3 separate regions of the Homo sapiens genome follow, and regions 1 and 2 are each linked to region 3. Evidence: chromatin loops called from intact Hi-C (ENCODE). Cell type or tissue: PC-9. All regions are shown on one strand.

Region 1 (8,000 bases), 100 kb after region 3:
TGATCTTTTCCTCTTGGGTCAACCTCCACAGTTACCTCTGAAAGTGCCAGTCTTTCGTTTCCCATAGAATTAAACCAGACTTCCTAGCAAGACAATCAATGCTTTTCCATGCTCTAACGCGTGGCTAACAGCATATACTCAGGATGTGCGTTCGAATCCTACTCCATCGCCCCATTGTGTGACCTAGGAAAAGTTAGTCTCTCTCTGCCTTGGTTTCCCATTTGTAAAATGGAGTAACAGTTCCTACCTCGGGATTTTTTTGAAGATTATTAACATCTTGCTATTGGAATAGCGCCTGGCAAAGAGTAGGAGCTCTATAAATGGGAGCTCCTGGCATCATCCTCACTGTCACCACTAGGCCCTGACCTGTTGCTTTGGTCCTCATATCCTATTAAACAAACTACTCTGTGTCCCTCATACTCTGGCCATATCAACTCTATTTTCGAGGCTGTTTTTTTCTCCATTTCCACACTGTGTGACTTCCACCTCCATAGCTTCTCCAGAGCCAGTTTCAGAGCCACTTCCTCCCTGAAGTATGTCCCCATGCCCCAGGACGTCGTCGTCGCCCCCATCTCTGAGAAGACCCTGCGAAGCTTCCTGAGCAGGCGGTGCGGTTGTGTACTGCCTGCGGGTGGCTTCTGTGGCTTTCACATCAGGGTTTTCCGCAGTGCCTGGGACACCTGAGGGCACCCGGGGGGAAAGTCAGTCACCACGACCTGAAGCAGAGTATCCCCGTCTGCCACTGACAGGCCGGCCCGTGTGTGGTGCCCGCTAGCTGCCATCTGTCTTGTGGTTTCAGATTACCAGCAGCCCCTCATGATTGGCACCGGGACAGTCACGAGGAAGGGCTCCACCTTCCGGCCCATGGACACGGATGCCGAGGAGGCAGGGGTGAGCACCGATGCCGGCGGCCACTATGACTGCCCGCAGCGGGCCGGCCGCCACGAGTACGCGCTGCCCCTGGCGCCCCCGGAGCCCGAGTACGCCACGCCCATCGTGGAGCGGCACGTGCTGCGCGCCCACACGTTCTCTGCGCAGAGCGGCTACCGCGTCCCAGGGCCCCAGCCCGGCCACAAACACTCCCTCTCCTCGGGCGGCTTCTCCCCCGTAGCGGGTGTGGGCGCCCAGGACGGAGACTATCAAAGGCCACACAGCGCACAGCCTGCGGACAGGGGCTACGACCGGCCCAAAGCTGTCAGCGCCCTCGCCACCGAAAGCGGGCACCCTGACTCTCAGAAGCCCCCAACGCATCCCGGGACGAGTGACAGCTATTCTGCCCCCAGAGACTGCCTCACACCCCTCAACCAGACGGCCATGACTGCCCTTTTGTGAACACAATGTGAAAGAAGCCTGCTGTGGTACTGAGCGTCGGGCTGTCACAAGGCACTGGAAGAAGGGAGCCTGCTGGTCCAGAGTGTGCGTGTGTATCGGTGTGTGTGTACACTTGCATGTGTGTGTGTGATCCAGTAGGATCCTAGAGACAACCTGTCATACTGTTTACAAAATTGTGCAGCTGGTTTCGTGCTGACCCTTAGGGTGCGTCTGTTGGGTTTTGTTGGGCTAGAAAAATGAAAATTTTCAGATGGCGTTTTCATTCCTCTGACTGATATTGAGCTGCTTTGGTGTTAAAGGTGTAATGTGTACAGAGTTGTATTTAACAATAATAAAAGTAACTTAAGTTTGCTCTATCAGATTTTAGTTCTGCACAGAGGTTAAGTGGGAAAATGCAGCTGTTGCAAAATGTATATAAATAGTATGTTCATTTTTTTCAGTATATTATCTGATACTGTGTTAGCAGCAGGTCTGCTTAAACCTAGTCTTGTTGTTATTGAGTCATTTCCTCTCCTTTGATAACTAGAACTGAAAGCATTTTTAACATTCTTCTCCTGGAAGAAATGAATTACTTGAAGCATGAAAAGCACACCAGGGTGGTTGTTTATTTAGCAATTATGACTGTAGATTTAAAAACAAGCAAAGAAACAACACCTCAGCAGCTGCCCGTTTCCTTAGTCTCCACTTCAGAGGGGGATGCGAAGAGGTCGGCCCAGCTCCGGTGACCATGAAGGTGGCACAGGAATTACAGTGTGAATGGCTGTGTCAGATGTTTTCGTACCTCAGATTAAAAATATTGCTGAGGTCAGACGCCACAATTTTCATGACTTTCTTCAGAAGTAGCACATTTTCGTGACTTCCGCTGTCCTCTGAAAAACAAAGTTATTTGGAACATGTTCATGCAAAAGTGATTCTGACCAAGTCTAAATCGAGCTTTTCTACTGACATGAAACTGTTGGAAACTGATCTCATTTTATAAGAAATGATTTTCCCCTCAAGGAGGCGTCTGTAATTCCAGAACAGTCCAGACATCAGCTGTACCTCATGCTCAGTAGTTTTTATTTGAGTTTCTTTTGTGAGTTAACTATGGGAGATTTAACCTCTTTTGCCAAAGAGGGAAGTGTGTGTGTTTTTTTAATAGAAAATATGGACCAAAAATTTTTTTCCCTGAAGAATGTATTATAACCCTATTTGTGTGGTTATTACATCCTGTGAAATGTATATATGTTAAAATAATGGGGGTGCTGGAAGGTCATGGCAGACTAGCTGCTGGTTAGTGTGGAGGGGAAATGGTTTACTTTGTAGAGTTTACATGGTTTTATGCGCACACTAATTGTAATAAACTATGCCAAACCAAACTGCCCCTGACTCTCACTAGTCAGCCCTGCTCGCTGGGGTGTTAGAGGCACTCAAGGTTCAGCTTCTGTAAAAAGGCAGGTGCCACAGTGGAAAGAGAAAGAGCTTGGTGCCAGATTAGGCCAGACCCCAATCTACCACAGAAGAGAAGTCTGGCTGCTTCTATAATGATGAGACTCGGTTTCCTCATGTTTGAAAATGGTGTTGTCGTGCTTTCTTCCTCCAAAACTTACTGATAAAAATTAGTTGGAACATTTATCAAAGTGTTGTCTATAGTAGGTCCTTTTTTCTAATGTAAGCCTTCAGTGGGCTGTTTACAGAATTTTAATATTGGAATATTAGACCATAAGCATAGGCCTAGATCTACAGCCCTTCTTTACAATAGAGCTGTCTTCATCTATCACAGTTCTTCTGCGGCACTAGTGATCTAATCATGACCAGTGGGAGAACAGGACTTTTTTTTTTGGATCATCACTTCCTCAGGGTAGACTCTGTAGAACAGGTTGGGTGAGTGGAAAGGTCTGATAAACCCTACACAGCTAAACCTAAACTAGAGGATAAGGGCAGAAAAATTTTACATCTTTCTTTTTTGGTGTTTTGCAATATCAGCATATATGATAAGGCGTGAATGAGACAATTCTAATTGTCTGACTTATGTTATCAAATCCTACTGGGAGGCAAAGATTGTATTCTGCCACTTCTTAAATTTGCGGTTGAAACACATTTGCTATGACAAGCAAGACTACACTTACACAGGCTCCTGAAGCTTTGCTCTGGGTTTTATTATTGTTATTTAAATGTTCATTAACGTTTACAGTCAGCCTAGAAAATAGAAAGGATGTGAGAGATTGTTTTGTGTTTATTTTATACTGCTTTGGATTCTTAACATGAAATCACATTTGTAGGCACAACTGTATATACCATGAATAGCTATGAGACCTTTCCCCACTCTGACCAGTCACAGCAGTCCAAGTGTGGCCACCGGGTTGACCTCACTATTCCTAAAATGCTTATCTTGCATTCATGCACGTACCAAATAGTTATTGAGGTTCTGAGAGCAGTGTTTACCCTGTACTTTCTTGAGTTGAAAGAGAATGCCTAGTCTCTCCCCCAGATCTGAGAGCAGTTGAATCCCTCCAATGAGAAGCTAGGGTGAATACAAACACCCCAACCTGCAAGTATTTCCTGCCCAAAACACAGCCCATGCAGTCACCCCATGCCACATTGCACACCCACCCACACTGCTGTGTTCACATCCCACTACAGATCCCCTGTCTCCCACTGATCTTGCTCCCAGCCTCTCCTTGTTCTGGGATAAATTCCCCTAGGGGCTTTAAAGGTTTTTATTTTGTCTTTGGTATTCTGCAATTTTACTACTATGTATTGAGCTATGAATTTGTTTCTGTTCACATTGCTCAGGACTTGTGCCTCTTGAATCTTAGCATTTATCAACTATGAAAATGATCAGCCCTTTTTTTTGGTTGTTTTCTTTATTTTCTCCTGGAAATCCTATTGGATGCTCATTAGAGCTTCTCATCCTATCTTTGATTCTGATACCTGAGTATTTCCATTTATTTATTTATTTATTTATTTATTTATTTTTAGACAGAGTCTGGCTCTGTCACCCAGGCTGGACTGCAGTGGCACTGTCTCAGCTCACTGCAAACTCCGCCTCCCAGGTTCATGCCATTCTGCTGCCTCAGCCTCCCGAGTAGCTAGGACTACAGGCGCCCACCACGAGGCCCAGCTAATTTTTTGTATTTTTAGTAGAGACGGGGTTTCACCGTGTTAGCCAGGATCGTCTGGATCTCCTGACCTCGTGATCCGCCATCCTCGGCCTCCCAAAGTGCTGGGATTACAGGCGTGAGCCACCGCGCCCGGCTTCCCTTTATTTCTTAAGACATTAGCTAGGCCTTGTGAAGAATTCTGATTTATTTGGTCTGACATTCCTAGGAATTCATAATAGACAGGTTTTCTTCTTATTTAGTCCGCCGTCTTGCTGGAATGATGCCTCCCCAACAGGTACAAGAAAGCATATTTATTAAAATATCAGGCCAGGCACGGTGTATCACACATCCCAGCACTTTAAGAGTCTGAGGCAGGTTGATAGCTTGAGCCCAGAAGTTTGGGGCCAACCTGGGCAATGTAGTGAGACCTCCTCTCTACAAAAAAAAAATTAAATTAGCCAGTTGTAGTGGTGCAAGCCTGTAGTCCTAGTTACTGGGGAGGCGGGAGGATCACTTGAGCCCAGACGGTGGAGGTTGCAGTAAGCCAAGATCACGCCACGGCACTCCAGCCTGGGCAACAGAGCAAGACCATGTTTTTGTTGTTGTTGTTGTTTTTTAAAAAGAGAAAATAGCACAGGTTTAGAACCATACAGAACTTGGGTTTAACTGGAGATTTAATCTTTGTAACTATGTGATTACAGGCATATTACTGGTGCTTTCTAAATCTACTTCTTTATTCCCAGAATGGAAATTATTATAAAAGGGCTGTTGTGCAGACTATATTATAGTGTTTTGTATACATTAGATGATCGATCAATATTAGCTCATTTTCTCTCTGCCCAATCTGAAGTCATCCAACACCATTTGCCTTAGAGTCCTTTTTATTTTTCAAGAGGAGGCTGCCTGTCCTCCCAACAAATGCACTTAACTGTGGCACACACCCTCCTCCCAACAGACTACTTCCACATCCTTTTTTACTTTTTCACCACCATTCAAAGCTCTCCCTTTTTTTCTCACCTAGCTCTACCACCTTTTTCTTTTTGCTGTGACACCTAATATCTTCCAGGCCACTTTTTTCCATTCATTGAGGACATTCACCTAATTCTAGGTCTTCTTCATTCCTCCTTTGTAATCATGCTAGAGAATGAAGTGCCCAACATGGTCATTTTTATGGTTTCTTGACTTCCACTCTAGTAACCTGCTTTCCATTTAAACCACTCCCACACATGTCCACATTCTTGTCATCAGCAAGAACCCCAGCACTGTAAACCTAATCTCCAGCAATTCTCTATCAGCTCAAAACCCCCTGAGTTCTTCAGCTTTCCACCTACTTAGTCACTGATCTCATTTAGATACCAAACCCCTAGATCCCATCATTTTCCTCTAGTTGTTAATCCTTTTGGGTTGCATTTCCTTCCCTATCCATCATCGAACTGGTTTGTCTCAGCATTTTCACTCCATTTTCTTTCCAGGAGCCCCGAACCATGAGACCCCAACAACATAATTCCCCTTGAGAATACCATCTCTCCATCTTCATCACAGCAGCAGGGGAACATTGCAGAACTATTCACACTGTGGCTGTTACAAAAGCTCGGTTTCCAGTTTACTGGGGGCCCATCACTCCTCAACGCTTTTATTTATCTTTGATCCCTTTTTCCGTACCCCTTAGCAATTATTCCAAAGCAGTGCCACTTTTCACACTCTCCCTTACTCTGATCTTGCCACTTCCTTCACCTAAAAATAAAAGTCGTTAAAATCAGAACTAACTTCCTGCTGATTCCTCTTCTCACAAAACCTGTATCCACTTCATTCCTTTCCTCCTTCCTTCCTGTGTCAATGGAAAAAGTGTTAGAAACCTTCATCTGTGATCTTAAATCCCACTGCCTTCCCCTTATCTCTTTGCTCCTATTATCCCTTTTTCCTTTATCTTCTTCTTCCTTTCATTGGAGGTCTCCCCCTCAGCCTTTAAACTTCCTCAAATCTCTCCCAAGTATAAAGAATTCTCCCTTAATATACTAAGCCCTTCTAATTACCTATTGTCTTTCTTCGAACAGTGATCTCTTCTTGGAATTTTTGTCTGCCTTATTTCCATTCATTCTTTTTCTAATGTAGTTTTTAGTCAGTTATATAGGTACACAAAACGTAGTATCCCTTTCCATTTGTTCAAGCCCCTTTTGCATCCTTTCAGGGGATTTTAAAGGGTGCTCACATAAGTACTGCACATTTTTTGTTTAATTTGTACTTAGGTGTTTTTTTTGTTGTTGCTGCCATTGTAAATTGTCCCCACCTCCTCTTTTATGTATCAAGAACTAGTATGGCCTAGTGGTAAAAAGCATGGATTCTGGGGCTTAGACTCCCTGGGCTCAAATTCTGCCTTAGTTGTGACCAAGAAGGACTTACTTTCTATGACTCCATTTCCTTATTTCTAAATGGAGATAATAATGGTATATACCTTATAGGGTTGTGGTGAAGATTACAAGGATTAATGTACATAAAACCCTTACAACAGTGTCTGACCCATGATAAGTGCCACGTGGTGTTAGCTATTATATGCAGCCTTCCTGTTCGATTTCTGTGACTAATTTGTATGCTGCTCCTTTACTAAATGTCCTTATTATTCCTAGTAGCTTTTAGTTGATTCTCTTAGGTTTTTCTGGAATTTGATCACGTTTGCAAATAGTGCTAGTGCTATCTCCTTTCCAATATTTATGTGTACATTTAATTCTATTGGCAATACTTCCAGTACCATATTAAATACTTCTAGTAGCTCCCACCTTAGCATGATGCTGGCTTTTAGGCAGAGATAGATTTATTATGTTGAGGTAAACTTTATTATGTTAAGAAAGCATCTATTTATTCCTTTTTTTCCCCCTCACAAGGAATGTGCTTAATTTTGAGCAAAGTCTTTTCAGCATCTATGGAAAATATGATTTTCCTCCATAGGACTCCTCCCTAGAGCCAGTCAGATGATTAATTACATAATTAGATGTCCCAATGTTAAACATCTGGTTATAGATATGAATCCATTACTGTATTAAATTTGCATGGATAGGATTTTACTTAGGATTTTTACATTAATATTCATTTGTGGGCCAGGTGCAGTGGCTCATGCCTGTAATCCCAGCACTTTGGGAGGCTGAGGCGGGCGGATCATGAGGTCAAGAGATCGAGACTGTCCTGGCCAACATGGTGAAACCCTGTCTCTACTAAAAATATAAAAATTGGCCGGGAGTGGTGGCTTGTGCCTGTAGTCCCAGCTACTCGGCAGGCTGAGGCAGGAGAATCGCTTGAACCTGGGAGGCGGAGGTTGCAGTGAGCCGAGATCGAGTCACTGCACTCCAGCCTGGCAACAGAGCGAGACTCAGTTGCAAAAAAAAAAAAAAAATCTTTTGTGAATCAGGGCTTTTCTTTCTTTGTGGCAATCTTGATCAGATATTATTAGCTTGACAGAAACAATTTAGAATTTTTCTTCCCTTTTTTGGTTCTCTTGCTAGGCATTAGAATTAGCTGTTGTTTGAACGTTTAGTAGCATTGCCCTGTGAAATCATGTATTTTGGTAATTTGTGGGGAGAGCACTTTGACAAT
Region 2 (8,000 bases), 380 kb after region 3:
CTTCCTCTAAACAATATATATGACAATTTTTGCTGTATTAATTACACTTACTACTATGTTGTTCTGGTGTTCATTCAGTCACTTATTTAACATTTAGTAAGGCTTTTTCTAGGTCCTAGTCCTGGGAATGCAGGTAGATGAACAGGAAACCGAATTATAAAAGGGTAATGAGCTCTAGAGTAGACTTAGGAAATAAATTTGGAAGCACAGACGAAAAGTTCTTAATATAGACCCACTGGAGCCATTAGAGAAGAATTCATGATGAAGGAGGTGAGAAAAACGCTGAAAGGCGGAGAATTTATATACAGAGGATTTGGAGATTCAAAGGGCACAATGGAATAGGTGGAGATAAAATTCAGAGGTGAAGAAATAGGGACATGAAAGGCCAGCTAGGTGGGAATGATGGTAGGCAAAAGGATAGAAAATTTCAAGATTTTACATCTGGGATAAAAATGAGGAGTTATGGGAAAAGAATTAATTGTTTTCAAGGTTCCAAAATGAACTATAGGGAAAAGCTATTTTGGAGGTACTTAGACGCAAAAATAATTTTTTGTATACTTATGGGAATGCCATTAGGGTCAATTCTGCTCACTATCAATTAGAAGGGAGAAGTGTTAGAGAAAGAAGGTAGCAGAAAAGAGTTTGGTCTTGAGAAAATGCATTCTAAAATATCCTGGTGATGATAATTACCTACAATGATATTCAGCTCTGTTACGATTTTCCAAACAAATTTCTCATTTTAAAATAGTTGTATTTAGAGAAAAATTGCAAAGATAGTACAAAATTCTCATATACTTCATATCGTTTCCTTTGTTATTAATATCATATATTAGTATAGTACATTTGTCACAATTAATGAACCAATATTGATATATTATAATTAAAGTAGATACTTTTTTGAAATTTTTTAGTTTTTCCCCTAATATCTTTTTCATTTTCCAGAATCTGATCCAGGATACCACATTACATTTCATCCTCATATCTCCTTAGACTACTACTAAAAGTATATGTATAAAGTAATAGGGACCAAGACATTATGTATAAAGTAATAGGAACCAAGGAAAATAGGCCTCTGGGGTGGGAATTTAAATTAATGGGGCTAGAAGTTGGATTGTGTTAATGTTTGCTGTTGCAATAGGTGTCAGAGTCTTAAAATTGCTCTACTCATCTCATTTTTATCTCGTTCTTGACTTGAGATTTTCTAAGTACCCTCCCTCAGAGAGAATCTATGTCTTGAATCTCTTCCCACTGTAATCCATTGTTATTATACTGGAGCCCTGTTGGTGTTGCAATGAGATGTGGAAGAGAGATAGCATTCTATAATATCATGATTAACTCTTGGTCTTTCAGTGGGCCTGTGTCTCAGGTGTGTTACTGTTCCAAGTATTCCTCCAGTGGTATAGTTACACACAACACACAGTTATACTCCCTACTCCTTTCTCTTGTTGCAGTATTGCCGATCTGTTTCCCTGAAGCTCTGATCCATAATGATAGTGCTTTTTTCCCCTGGGGTGAGTTCCTTTTAATAAATGTTTATTTAGCACCTACTCTTTTCTAGGTACTGCTTTGATACTGGGAGAGTAAATTGGTTTTGAGGAAAAAATTATGTTGAAGGAGAAATTAAGGAAAATGGGAAAATTTCCTTCATTAGGAGATAGATTATGTGATCCAGTTTACAAGTAGAGAGATTAACCTTAGATAGTAGCTTGTACAGTTGATCATAGGGTATTGTAACATGCAGGAAGACAATATGTCAGCCCAGATGCAAAGTTGGTTAGTTGATTTAGGTTTATGAAGGTCTAAAGTTAGGAAAGACATCGGAAACTGAGCAGCCTCTCTCTCTGTCTGTGTTTCCCTCTCTCATAACTGTTTACGATAGAGAAAAACACAGAAACCTCTTCTTGTTTGCGCCATTCTCCAGTCTCTCTGAAGTTGACATTTGACACCATACTGCTGTGATGATACTGCTGTGATGGCTGCTCTACACTTCCTTCAGGTCCTCAGTTTAAGAGTGTAGAGTTGCTGTGTCTCAATGATAAGTTTCTGGAAGATAGAACTATACAATTTTCTCATCTGAGGCCAGGTGTCTATCACAGTTTCAGTTACTTACCTATAGACAATAATTTGCTCCACTGTTCACTTTGCATGGACTGTGATGACTGACTTTCTGAGAAGCATATATAAGCAGTTTCTAAAAGGACACATGAGTTGGGGGAAAATTATTTCAATTTCTAGCAAATGGGTTTGTATGTGTGTGTGCGTACACAGTGTATGCCGGTAAAACATCCAAAGTTGATCTATAAATTTCATTTGACATCCTTAAAAATACAGCTACGCTCACATGAATTTAGGATTTGATTTTGGAATAAGGACTCAAGAATAGTGAAATTCAGTTTAAACTATTGGTGCATAGTTTAAATTATAGTTGTAACTATTGGCACATCTTCTTTTATTAACTTTGGATACTTACTCAAGAATATATTTGATTACATACTGCCATGTGAATTCTACACCATAGTGGGTGAGCCATGGCCTTGAAAATATATGCCATAGCTATTCCTCTTTCACTTCTAGTACATTTATCACACTCCAAAATGTCTTTTTAAAACCAACCTTTCACTATGCTTAATAATATCTATTGTATATTTTCAAATAGCTAGAAGAGATGATTTTGAATGTTCTCAACACAAAGAAATGATAAGTGTTTGAGGTGATGAATATGCTAATAACCCAGATTTGATCATTACATATTGTATACATGTATTGAAATATCACTCTGGACAAAAATGGTCAACTGGAAGCAAGCTGCCTTGATTCTCCCACCACAGAAAAACAAAAATAAATGTACAGCACCATGGTGATCACCAGCAATATCCCAGAACCTAAATATGAAGATGAGACAGTTCCCAGAGCCACAGAGAAGTTTTAAAACTTAGCATAGATGATAACAGAATTGGATTTTTATGTCTGCAATGCCCTTCCCCCAATCTCTCAGGCACAAAGCATACAGAAAATTTAACCCTAACACATGATTATACTGGAAAGAGTGAGATTAAGGTGGACAACCAGCTTTTTCACCATTTTGGGTTCCCTGACAGGAGACCTATATTTGTCTCAAGCCATGGGAAGCGTGATGAGTACCTCAAGGGAAAATAATTCCTGAGGACAGTCAGAGACAAAGGGAGGAGGTGGGGCTAGCATCCCAGAGTGGAAAACTCCACTCTGTATCTCAGCCAAAGAAAATGCCAAATAAGAGTGGCTCTTCAGCAGCACCACACAGTAGGAGACACATTCCATGGGTCCCTTGGGCAAAAATCACTAGCCAGCTTTCCCACACTGCCAGGATTTTTTTTTCGGCGGGTCGCGGCCAGGGGGGCGGTGGGGATCGTCTCCATCTGGGATAGGCAGTGCTGCAAAGTTTGCTACGCTGGAGCTGGGGCAAATCTGGGTGTAATGCACCATCTAGTGCTGAAACTGAGGCAGTGACCAAGCAAAAAAAAAAAAAAAAAAAAAAAAAAGAAAAAAATGTATTCAACAGGTATATTACACAGAAATCTCTAGGCAAACATACCCAATACAAATCAAAACAAACAAGACAGAGAAGACTGGAATAAATAATCCTTTCATGCAAAGACATAGACATACATACATGAGAAAAATAGCAGGTGGAAAACCATCATCTCCCCAAATGGACAAAGTAAAGAGCCAGTAACTAAACCTAACTAGATGGTGATGGGTGGGCTCTCTGGTCACAATTCAAAATGGCAGTTTAAAAAAAACTCACTTATCTCCAATACCATCCAGAAAATCATCTCAGAAATTTTTCAAATAAATTTAACAAAGAGATTGTAATAAAAAATCAAACAGAAATCCTGGAACTGAGAAATATAATTGCTTAAATGCAAAATTCATTAGAGGCTCTAAACAGCAGAATGGATCAAGCAGAGAAAACTGGTGAGCTCAAAGACAGGTTATTAGAAAATACAGAGTCAGAGAAGAAAAAAGAAAAAATAATGCAAACAAATTAAGAACACCTACAAGATATAGACAATTACCTAAAAAGAGGAAATCTAAGAATTATTGGTGTTCAAGAGAGAGCTGAGCAGAAGCATGGGGTAGAAAGCTAATTCAAGGAAATAATAACAGAAAAATTTCCAAAACTCGAGAAAGATAGAAATATCCAGGTACAGGAAGGTCAGAGATCACCAAACAGATTAAGTGCCAAATAAAACTACCCCATGGCATATAATAATCAAACTCTCAGGGGTTAAGGACAAAGAAAAGTTTCTAAAGCAGCAAGAGAAAAGAAGCAAATAACATATAAACGAGTTTCAATTCATCTGGCAACAGATTTTTCAGCGAAAATCATAGACCAGGAAAAAGTGGGATGACATATTCACAGTACCGAAAGAAAAAAACTGCCAATCAAGAATTCTGTATCCAGCAAAGCTTTTTTTTTAAACATGAAGGAAACAGAAAGTCTCCCAGAGAAACAAAAGCTGAGGGAATTCATCACCACCAGACCCATTTTCTAAGAAATGCTGAAGGGAATTCAATCTGAAAGAAAAAAAAAAACAAAAAAACTAATGCACAAAAGGAAAACATTTAAAGATATAAAACTCATTGGTAAAGGTAAGTGCACAGACAAACTCAGAATACTCTAATGGTAATTGTGGTGTGCAATCTACTTGTGACTGAGGTATGAAGAATAAAAGACAAATATATCCAAAAAATAGCTACAGAAACTTGCTAAGAATTACACAACATAAAAATACATGAATTGAGACAACAAAAAGTCAAAATATGGGGGTTGGAGTATGGAGTTAAAGTGAAGAGTCTTAAAAGTTTTTTCCATATTCATTTGCTTAATTATTTTCTTTGTGATGAAAGATAAGTTGTCATCTGTTTAAAATAATTAGTGATATGTAGAAGATTTTTTGTAAGGCTCACAGTAACACAGAGCAAAAACCTATAATAAATACACTAAAAATAAAAAAAATGAATTGAAACATGCTACCAGAAAATCACTTAAGCACAAAGGAAGACAGTAAAAAAGGAAGAAGAGAGAAGATACAAAACAACCACAAAACAGGTAACAAAATATCAGTAGTAAGTCTTACCTATTAATAACAACGTTAAATATAAATGGACTAAATTATTCAATGAAAAGACATAGATTGGCTAAATGGATAAATAATCAAGACCTAACCATATGCTGCCCACAAGAAACTCACTTCACTCATAAAGACAGGTACACTAAGAGTGAAGAGATGGAAAAAGATATTCCATGTAAATGGAAACTGAAAAGATTAGGAGTAGCTATACTTAGATAAAATAGAGTACAAGTCAAAGACTGTAAAAAGAGACAAAGAAGGTCACTGTACAATGATAAAGGGGTCAGCAAGAGAACATAACAACAGGATCTATATTGTTTAAAATTTAAAATTTAAACTATTTATATTATATTTATAATATTTTATATTTATTAAATATTAAATATTTATATTTATATTAAATAAATTTTATATTTATAATATAAAATTTAAAATTTAAACAATATAATATAAATATACCCATGTATATAAAGCAAACATTAGTAGATCTAAAGGGAGAGGTAAATTGTGGTTCAATATTAGTAAAAGACTTCAATGCTCCATCTCAGTAACAGATCATCCAGAGAGAAAAATCAAGAAACATTGAAGTTAAACTACACACTAAACCAAATGGGCCCAACTGACACTTACAGAACATTCAACCCCACTACTGAAGAATACACATTTTTCTCATCAGCACATGGAACATTCTCCAGAATAGACCCTAGGTTAGAAAACAAGTCTCAAAAAATTCAAAAAAGTTGAAATCATATCAAGTATTATTTCTGGCCACAATGGAATAAAACTGAAAATCAATAACAATAAGAACCTTGGAAACTAGGCAAATGTATGGAAATTAAACAACATGCTCCTGAACAATCAATTGGTCAATGAAGAAAGTAAGAACACGATTTAAAAATGTCTTGAAACAAATAAAAATAGAAATACAACATATCAAAATCTATGGTATACATCAAAAACAATGCTGAAATGGGAGTTTATAGCAATACATCCTTATCGAAAAAGTAGGCTGGGTGCAGTGGCTTGCACCTGTAATCTCAGCACTTTGGCAGGCTGAAGTGGGAGCATCACTTGAGTCCAGGAATTTGAGACCAGCCTGGACAACATAGGGAGAACCCTGTCTCTACCAAAAATAAAAAAAATAGCTGGGCATGGTGGCACCAACTACTTGGTAGGCTAAGGTTGGAGGATCACTTGAGCTTGGGAGATCAAGGCTGCAGTGAGCTGTGATCATGCCACTTGAACTCCAGCCTGGGTGACAAAGTAAGGCAGTGTCTAAAAAAAAAAAAAAACAACAACAACTAAAAAGTAAAAAGATTTCAAATTAACAAGCTAATGATGCACCTCAAAAAACTAGAAAAACAAAAACAAACCAAAGCTACAAAAGCTACATTTAGTAGAAGGAAAGAAAGAATAAAGGTCAGAACAGAAATAAATGTAGTTGAGACTAAAAAAAATCTGCAAGATTAACAAAACAAAAATTTGGTTTTTTGAAAAGATAAACAACATTGACAAACCTTTATCTAGACTAAGAAAAAACCCAAATAAATAAAATCAGAAACATAAAATGAGACATAACAGCTGATACCACAGAAATACAATGAATTATTAGAGACTACTATGGAAGACTATACACCAACAAATTGGGAATCCTAGAAGAAATGGATAAATTTCTGGACACATACAACTTACCAAGATTGAATCTTGAAGAAATAGAAAGCCTGAGCCTATCAATAACTAGTAATGAGATCAAAGCCATATAAGTTCCCCATTGAAGAAAGAAAGCTCAAGATCTGATGGCTTCACTCCTGAATTCTACCAAACATTTAAAGAAGAAGCTGTCTCAATTCTACTCAAATTAAAAAAAATTAAAATATTGAAGAGGAAGGAATTATACCTAACTCATCCCTGACTCATTCTATGATGCCACTGTTCACCTGTAAGGACACAAGAACAAAAGAAGACTAGAGGCCAATATTCCTAATGAACATAGACATAGACATCCTCAACAAAATATTAATACTAGCAAACAGAATTCAACAACACATTAAAAAATTATTCACCATAATCAAGTCAAATCATTTCAGGAGTGCAAGGATGGTTGTACATAGGCAAATCAATGTATATAATACACCACATTAACAGAACCAAGAACAAAAACCATATGATCATTTCAATAGATGCTGAAAGAACATTGGATAAATGCTTCCTTCTTTACTCATTTTGCTGAGCATTATCATAAAGGGATGCTGAAAAAAACATTTTTTTCAGAAAAGAAGAAACATACCTCAAAACAAGAAAGGCCACATATGACAAAACTATAAGTAACATTATAGTGAATGAAGAAAAATTAAAAACCTTTTCTCTAATACCTGAAACAAAACAAGAATGTGTACTTTTACCACTTTCACTCTACATAATACTAGTTGTCCTAGCCAGAGCAATCAGATAATATAAAGAAATAAAGGACATCCATGTTGGAAAGGAAAAAGTCAAATTATCCCTGTTCCCAGATGACATGATCTTATATTTAGACCTAAAGATTCTGCTAGAAAAGTATAAAAACTGATTCATGATGTTAGTGAAATCACAAGGTAGAAAAATCAACATACAAAAATTAGTATCATTTATATATGCCAAGAGTAAACAATCAAGTAAGCAATCCCTTTCATAAAGCTAAAAAATATAAGATACTTAGAAATAAATTTAAACAAAGAAGTGAAAGATCGCTACAAGAAAAACTATAAAACTCTCGTGAAAAAAACTGAAGAAGACACAAAATTGGAAAGATATTTTATGCTCATGGATTCCAAGAATTAATATTGTTAAAATGTCAATACCACCCAAAGTAATGTACAGATTCAATGCAATCCTTATCAAAATACC
Region 3 (8,000 bases):
AAAGTTGATGTGGTGTACAAGGACTTCCTCAGCCCACCTGGTCACCCTCTCCCTCTCTGACCTTCTTCTCTTACATCACCCTCCAACCAGCCAGACTCCTTCTGGTCCTTCCCTCCCCCCGTGAGCCTTTCCCATAAATCTCCACTGCCTGGAAAGCCCACCCCCCTCCCCAGCAGATTCATCCCACCCATCCCTCACATCATTTCCCCAGGGGCACCTTTTCCAACCCCAAAGACTAAGTTGTTTCTTCATTGTATGGTCTCAGGGCTCCTTGCATGCTCTTTTTGCCTACAGTTGCCACACTTATAATTATTTTATTGTCTTATATAACTTTTTGATTATTTATTTAAAGGATTTATTTCACCCTAGATTGTAAATCCCCTGAGATTAGAGAAGGTTTCACTGCTGATTCCTTGAACAACAATTTTGGCTGATAGGTTCAACCATGTGAAATGGCCGATAGACCAACATCTTGACCTTAAAAAAAGTCAGTTTTAGGCTGTGTGCAATGGCTCATGCCTGTAATCCCAGCACTTTTGGAGGCAGAGGCAGGTGGATAACTTAAGCTGAGGAATTCGAGACCAGCTTGGGCAACATAGCAAGACCCTGTCTCTAGAAAAAACAGAAAACATTAGCAAGGCATGGTGGTGCATGCCTGTGGTCATAGCTACTTGGGAGGCTGAAACAGGAGGATTACTTGAGCCCAGGAAATCAAGGCTACAGTGAGCTGTGATCATCCCACTGTACTCCAGCCTGGGTGGCAGAGTGAGAGACCCTGTCTCAAAAAAAAAAAAAAAAGTTAATTTTATATGATCCAATTCAATAACCATTCAATACATATTTATCAAATAAATACATTAATAAACCATACATTGTGGTTTTAGGTGGTGTGTGTGTGTGTGTGTGTGTGTGTATAATCAGCTACTAATGTAAATTTTTACTTTTAAAAGAAACTCCTTAAGTTCTGCTAACTTTTTAAATGTATTTCATTGGGTTTCATAGATATTTCTCAAAGTTAAACACAACAACAAATTCCAAAAATGGTCCCTACTAGAAATACAAGTTTGGCAATTTCCCTCACCTCCTTTGATCTTAGGTTAATTTTCTATTCTCCTGAGTTTTCTTCATTCTTCTGTGAAATTAAATTCAGCCGCCTGTCGAGCTCTCTGGATCCCTTGCAGGTGAGTTCTGCATGACTTCCTTCTGACCTGTGGAAGGAGGAACAAGGAATATTTCCAAATTTTGCACTGCCACCCCCTTCCCTCCCTGAGCGTTAGGCTAGACAGTAGTGGCCAGAAGCCCTTCTTGCTTCTCTCCTCCTGAAATTGATTCAGCCATTTAAGACTATGACTGTTCTCCCACACAGAAACTCCTCTCCAGAAATGCTTGGCCCAAACTCCCCTAACATTTGTAACTTCGTATAACTCTTTTGGTTCAAGTGCAACAAAAAATGAGTGGTACGGTGATGCCAATTTTGAGGTATCATAGTTAAGCCATGCTAAGTCACTTTAAAAACATTCCATTTTATTCCTCCCACAAAGTCACCCCCTCAGAGACTCTGGATGAGGGGAATACTGAGGGAGGAAAACATCCAGAAGAACAGAAAAAGGCAGTGATGTGGGACTTGAAAAATACTGCACAGAATTCTGTCTTCACCCCAAAGGCTGATTATTATAAATTAAACAGTTTGCCCACCTCAAGCAAGCATTCAACAGGCACATCCTATGTGCCAGTACTGTGATAACCAGCACCTTAGAGGCACTGGCATCCTGGCTTATGAAGCCCAAGGAAGGTAAAGAAGAGATGATTTTCCAGGCATGGTGGCTCACGCCTGTAATCTCAGCACTTTGGAAGGCTAAGGCAGCAGGATCACTTGAGCCCAGTAGTTCAAAGCCAGCCTGGCCAACATGGCAAAACCTCATCTGAACAGAATATTTAAAAAACTAGTCTGTCATGGTGGGTGCATGCTTGTAGTCCTAGCTACTTGGGAAGCTTAGGTGGGAGGAACGTTTGAGTCCAAGAGGTTGAGACTGCAGTGAGCCATGATCGCACCACTGGACTCCAGTCTGGGTGACAGAGGGAGACCATGTATCAAAAAAATAAAAATAAAAAATTTAAATAAGAAGAGATGATTTGATGATACAGAGAAAAATAGGAATGATCTAAAAGAAAGCAACTGAAATGGCTTGCTGCTCAAACTTAAAGCCTTTGCTAAATGCCCATGCTTTGGAGCACTAGAGAATGCCTGCTTTAAATATAGGACAAGAGAGGTGCTGTGCATCATGAAATAAAATGATGCCTAACGGCTAACTGGAAGAAAACAAAGATGAAGGAAGAACAAGTGGTCTAAGAAGAAAGGAGCAAGTCCTTCAGAAAGAAGGTTCTTGAAAACATCACATCCTGTCCCTCATCCCACCTCAGGAGCTGCTTGCGATCCAGGACGCCTGAAACCCTGCCTTTCCAGGGAGATTAGGGTAGAAAGCTCTCCCAGTAACAATCTGCTGATTTGAATTTCTGATGAATAGCAGCTCTGTGGAATTTATCAACATAGCCAGACCAGAGCCACTCTCCAAGGGACAAAGAGCCAGCATCGCCTGAGAGGAGAAGCTTTCTCTCCTTCACCCAGACTCAGCACTTGGTCTGTACCTGGCAAAAACAGGAAACAACAGCAATAATAGGAAAAGGAGAGTGTGCACGCACAACAGTCACAGTAATCCTGCCTTGGAAGGCCAACCAGATCGCTCAAGATCCCCACTCCTTTAATCCTTAATGCTCAATTCAGTGAGCACAATTATGAAATCTGTTTTACAGACGAGGAAACTGACGCTTGATTGATTGAGCCAGAGGTAAAACCCAGATGTGTCTGACACTACATCTCCAAATCTCTATATAGCCAAACATTGCATCTGAAATTCATGGCTTCCTTACTCTCTTAAATCATTTCCAAGTTAATTGATTCTATAGTCTATAGACCTGAAAGTAATTAATCATGGAAATGTTGAGGAATAAACTAGTTTTTCATATACTGCCTTTCTACTCATCATCCCTTTTGCTGACAGTCTGCTGCAATGAAAACATGACACCAAGGATCTATTTACTTTATTTTTAAACAGCTTTATTGTGATATAATTCATATACCATACAGTTCACCTATTTAAAGCGTGCTATTCAGAGGCTTTTAGTATATTTACAGTTGTGCAACCAGCACTGCTATCGAATTCCAGAGCATTTTCATCACCCAAAAAAAAAGAAACCCCGACCCATTAACAGCCGCTCCTCATTCCCCCTCCCGACAGTCCCTGGTAACCACTAATCTACTTTGTCTTTACTGCCAACTCTGGACATTTCATATAAATGAATCATACAATATGTGGTCTTTTGTGTCTGGCTTCTTTACTTAGCACAATGTCTTCAGGGTTTATCCAGGTTGTAGCGTGTGTCAGTACTTCATTCCATTTTATTTCTGAATAATACTCTATTATATGAATATGCCACATTTTCTTCACCCACTTAGCAGTTGACAAACATTTGGATTGTTCTCACTTTTTGACTATAATAAATAATATTGCTAATAACATTAGATCCATTCACTTTTAATTCATCAGACTTTCCTTTTACCCTAAGGGTTACTGTGAGCTCCCATAAGTCTGTAACAAATTGCTAGAAGCAAAAAAGGCTAAAATCCCTGGGCAAAAGAGCCATATGTGTGTCATATGTAGAAACTCTGCCCAGTTTACCAACAACTTTCCCATTTTTAGCCTTAAAGTCCTGGGAAAACTTTGTCCCAGGAAAAATGGAACAGTTGATCATCCTAGACTGGAATTTAGCTCAGAAGACAATTCTAGAAAGTCTATTTCCTGGGATGTTTTTTGGTTTCTGGTAAAGGTATGGTTATATTTAAAGAAACTGACTTATGCAGTAACCATCATTTTCCATACTTTCATTTAACAGGAAACAATTATTTTTAATTTTTAGTGAACAATGCCTAACATTTTCATATATACTCATTTTAGAGTTACAATCGATGAGGCTATTTGCCTTGCATATTTTTTAAGTGGAATACTAGTTACATATTCAAAGGCCTTGTTGGGACCGGGCACAGTGCCTCACACCTGTAATTCCAACATTTGGGAGGCTGGGGTGGGTGGATCGCTTGAGCCCAAGAATTTCAGACCAGTCCAGCCAACACGGCAAAACCCCCATCTCTACAAAAAATACAAAAATTAGCTGGGGTTGTGGCACGGGCCTGTAGCCCCAGCTTCTTGGGAGGCTGAGATGACAGGATCACTTGAGCCCAGAAGGCAGAGTTTGCACTAAGCAGAGATGGCACCACTTCACTCCAGCCTGGGTGACGGAAGCAAGACCCTGTCTCAAAGAAAGAAAAAAAAAATGAAAAAAAGCCTTGCTAGAAGCTGAAAAACTTATGTCCACAGGGTGGCGGTGTAACACTCTACAAACTCGGAATTGAAGTAAAAGCTAAATTAACCAAACTTCATCTTTTATTTGAACTATGCGATTTTATGGGAAAATGGGTAAGACCAACCAACTACTTGTGAAACCAGTTGCTTTATTTTATATTGATAAACAGCCACTTATGGCTAACTATTGATATATCTGAACCACAGGGTAAAGACAAGAAATACAAATTGGATGCCTTTTTCGGAGCTTGTTTTTAAAAATGCTTTTGACAGAATTATAGAATCATAGAAACCTTAGAAATCACACAACTCAGTATTTTCAGACATTTTCTCACCAAAAAAAAACAAAAAAAAAAACACAGGTCATGTTTTCTAGTGCTATATATGCCTGTGACATTTAATAGAATGCAACTTCACCTCTTTCCCTTCACTTAAGAAAGAATATTGAAATTCACATGAGTGACTTTAAGGGGCATTATAAGGGTAATCTCAAATCTTTATTTTTAAATTAACTACTCCCTGGCTTCAATCCTTGATTTTTAGAAATAAATTACTTGTATATGGTTTCCGGTCAATCCCAACACATGAGTGTGTGAAAGTCCTTAAAGTGAGGAAGTATGATCGTAGCACAACCTCTCATCAAATGCTGGACCCACTCTGACAGCATCCTTAGCAGATATCTACCCTCAGGGAAATGGACACGAAAACAATGACCTTTAATGTGCATTGGCTCCATTAGCATAAACCCAGTGTTTGCAAGCCTGACATTTATTTTGCATATTTTTTTCTTCTAGATTCTTTTTTCCTTTCTTCTAGACTCCTTTTTCCCTCCTGGGGAAATGTATACCTTTTCTAGCAAACAGCAACAGACTTGGAATTTAGAAGTTATTTTAGTTTGTTCATGTGATTAAAGGTAAGGGAAAATGTATGCACCAGCCACTTACATGATTAAAAAACAACACTGAAATATCTGAGAAAAACAGCTTCTCTGTTATGGTTTGTAACTGGCACCCCAGGCCAGCTTTCACCTTCTGTTAATAATGAGGCACTATAGGCTCAACAGCTGAGCAAAGATAATTTAGCAAAAGAAAGATAAACACAAACTAAATTTGAACTCAGTGATATATATTTGTATTTTCTAACCTTTCTGTGTCAAATCATGATGTCCATGGAATAAAAAGCAATTTGATCTCTCAGGGCTATTTCTGCTGTTATCTGTTTTCTTCTAGGAGTCTTCAGTTCAATCTTAGTGGTGTTTCTTTCAGCCACGTTGATTCAGACATTTATGATGGCATTGCTGATATGCAAACATGTAGGCAAACATGTAGGCAATGAAAATCTAATCTAGGAGAGACTAAGATAGCACATGTTTAAATTATCTACCCTGTTCTATGAACTTTTGTTTTGACAATCTAAATGCCTACTTCTGTGACTCTTCTAAACAAAACTACTGGATAATAACAATTAGATTGATCTGAGTTGTTTTCATTTGTTTTTAATATTAACAAGTGCCCTCCAGGACTGCAATACTTTTGCTGCAGAGGATCTTTGAGGCATAAAATATATACCTAGGAGTGTGAAAACTCCCGTATTAGTCTGAGTTAAATAATCCTTTCTCTAAATAGTATTGCCTGATATGTGTGAAGTGATCCTTTGCTAATTAGTTAATACAATTACTCTCTTTTCCCACGAGGCCAGGGACTTCCCACTTGGAGAGTTTCTCAATAGATCCTGAAGTTTACATAACAACATCCTGTTTGGTAGAATAGGCGATACAAGCACTCTTCTGAGATGAACGATGCTTTTGAAAACTAAATCTTCAATGTTTCTTTTTGGGATGGTTGCTCAACTTTGTAACAGATTTCAAAGGCCCATGAAGGCAACTTGTCTGTTGTTGGTTGCTCCGGCATGCAAAACCAGCTTTCTGAGCTCATTAAGGTTTGTCCATAGGAACTTCCCCTGGAGCTGCCTATGCTGACGTCTGAAAATCTGAGTTACTATTTTTGAGGTCCTGAAGTTCAAACTAGAACTACCTGAGGGTGGTAATCATAATAGCTTCCACTTACTGAACTCCTTACTACCAAAGCTAGCTGTCTAATCCTTGTGGTTTTTATCCACAGGTGCAAATGAAGAAACAAACTGGAAAGCTCAGTGACCTACTCAGTGCAGAGCAAGGTTTGAACCTGGGCCTGATACTTACCTTGACCTTTTTCCACTGAACCATCCTGCTGTCCTGGGGCTCTTTACACAAGGGAGGACAGAGGCTTGTATGGGAAATACCTATATAGCTAACCCAAGAAGCAGTAAGGCAGTGACATGAGTCCTAATGCAAGTTAGAAAGCTGGACAGCTGTGGCCCCTGCCCTAGGACTACTGAGACAGAACACTTGACCTCCATCAAAGTGTCATCAGTGGTTTTTTATTATAGATATCTCTGACTCTTATCCTTTCCTAAACTTGCCTCATTTCAAGGCTTTTTCTGCTTTACTCATTTTTATGTTGTTTGGAATTTCCATATATCTATTACCTTTGTAATTTTTAAGGCAATGAAGATACTTTTTTTTTTTTTTGAGACAGTCTCACTCTGTCACCCAGGCTGGAGAGAAGTGATGCCATCTCAGCTCACTGCAACCTCCACCTCCCAGGCTCAAGTGATCCTTCTGTCTCAGCCTCCTGAGTAGCTGGGACTACAGGTGCGTGCTACCACACCTGGCTGATTTTTGGTGCTTTTTTTTTTTTTTCTGTAGAGACAGGGTTTTGCCATGTTGCCCAGGCTGGTCTTGAACTTCTGAGCTTAAGCAATCCTCCTGCCTTGACCTCCCAAAGTGCTGAGATTGCAGGCATGAACCACCTGTGCCCGGCGGAAGATACAGTTTTAAAGTTTTGCAAAAATGTTGTCCAAAACTAACATTATAGAGGTATTTGATAGTTTTAAGTGTAGTGTGTGATACAAAGTACTGAGATAATTTATAATTATAATAATAATTATTATTATCTGAGACAGAGTCTCAATCTGTCACCCAGACTGGAGTGGGATGGTATAATCATGGCTCACTTCAGCCTTGACCTCATGGGCTCAAGCAATCCTCCAGCCTCAGCCTCCCAGGTAGCTGAGACTACAGGTGTATGCCACCACACCCGGCTACTTTTTTTATTTGTTGTAGAGACAGGGTCTCACTATGTTGCCCAGGCTGCCCTTGAACTCCCGAGCTCAAGCAATCCTCCCACCCCGGCCTCCCAAAATGCTGGAATTATAGGCATGAGCCACCACACCCAGCAATGAGAGAAATTATGAAATTGAATCACGGCTTTCTGAGCAGTTTGAAGTGAAGATGGGAATCAGCACATTGTGGTCCAAATATCCCTCCCACCATCACCTGTCTTACCTGTAATAGACATTGTTAGGTTTCCTAACAATGATTGAAGCAGGTATGGTGAACAAAGGACTGCTGGTTACACATGCTCTGGCAGCAAGTGTCTGTGCCTCACCCACCCCAGCCCCCTCCTTGAGCCTAACACTAAGGTGATTTAGTTATATAGAGGATGACACTCAAGTCTGTTGCACGCATTAGTTAAAACTAAG

Evidence for each region. A loop is a pair of places that touch in the nucleus more often than their neighbours do. Peaks named below come from ENCODE experiments on the same cell type or tissue, not always from the same donor. Only the 100,000 strongest peaks of a DNase experiment are listed, where the experiment ranks them.
Region 1: a loop joins it to region 3, with 6 times the contacts of the local background. A loop is called at or near these places in 105 of 110 quality-filtered maps.
Region 2: a loop joins it to region 3, with 9 times the contacts of the local background. A loop is called at or near these places in 12 of 110 quality-filtered maps.

What each region holds. Positions count from the first base shown.
Region 1 is chr6:117,547,108-117,555,107 of GRCh38, forward strand. It overlaps DCBLD1 (discoidin, CUB and LCCL domain containing 1), which reads left to right. Exons shown (of 15, transcript NM_001366458.2): 15 at 800-2,690. The coding sequence ends at 1,332. Among named protein-coding and RNA genes, the nearest start is that of GOPC, 51 kb to the right of the region's middle. RefSeq lists enhancers at 424-513, 1,064-1,123, 1,134-1,183. In PC-9, no CTCF peak of the experiment used is centred here; DNase peaks (open chromatin) are centred at 1,864 and 3,174; H3K4me3 peaks cover 338 bases; H3K27ac peaks cover 2,123 bases.
Region 2 is chr6:117,826,601-117,834,600 of GRCh38, forward strand. No RefSeq gene overlaps it. Among named protein-coding and RNA genes, the nearest start is that of SLC35F1, 77 kb to the right of the region's middle. In PC-9, CTCF peaks have their summits at 3,455 and 3,659; no DNase peak of the experiment used is centred here; H3K4me3 peaks cover 301 bases.
Region 3 is chr6:117,445,604-117,453,603 of GRCh38, forward strand. No RefSeq gene overlaps it. Among named protein-coding and RNA genes, the nearest start is that of ROS1, 24 kb to the left of the region's middle. In PC-9, CTCF peaks have their summits at 4,442 (motif pointing right) and 4,643; DNase peaks (open chromatin) are centred at 3,308 and 4,438; H3K4me3 peaks cover 728 bases; H3K27ac peaks cover 1,222 bases.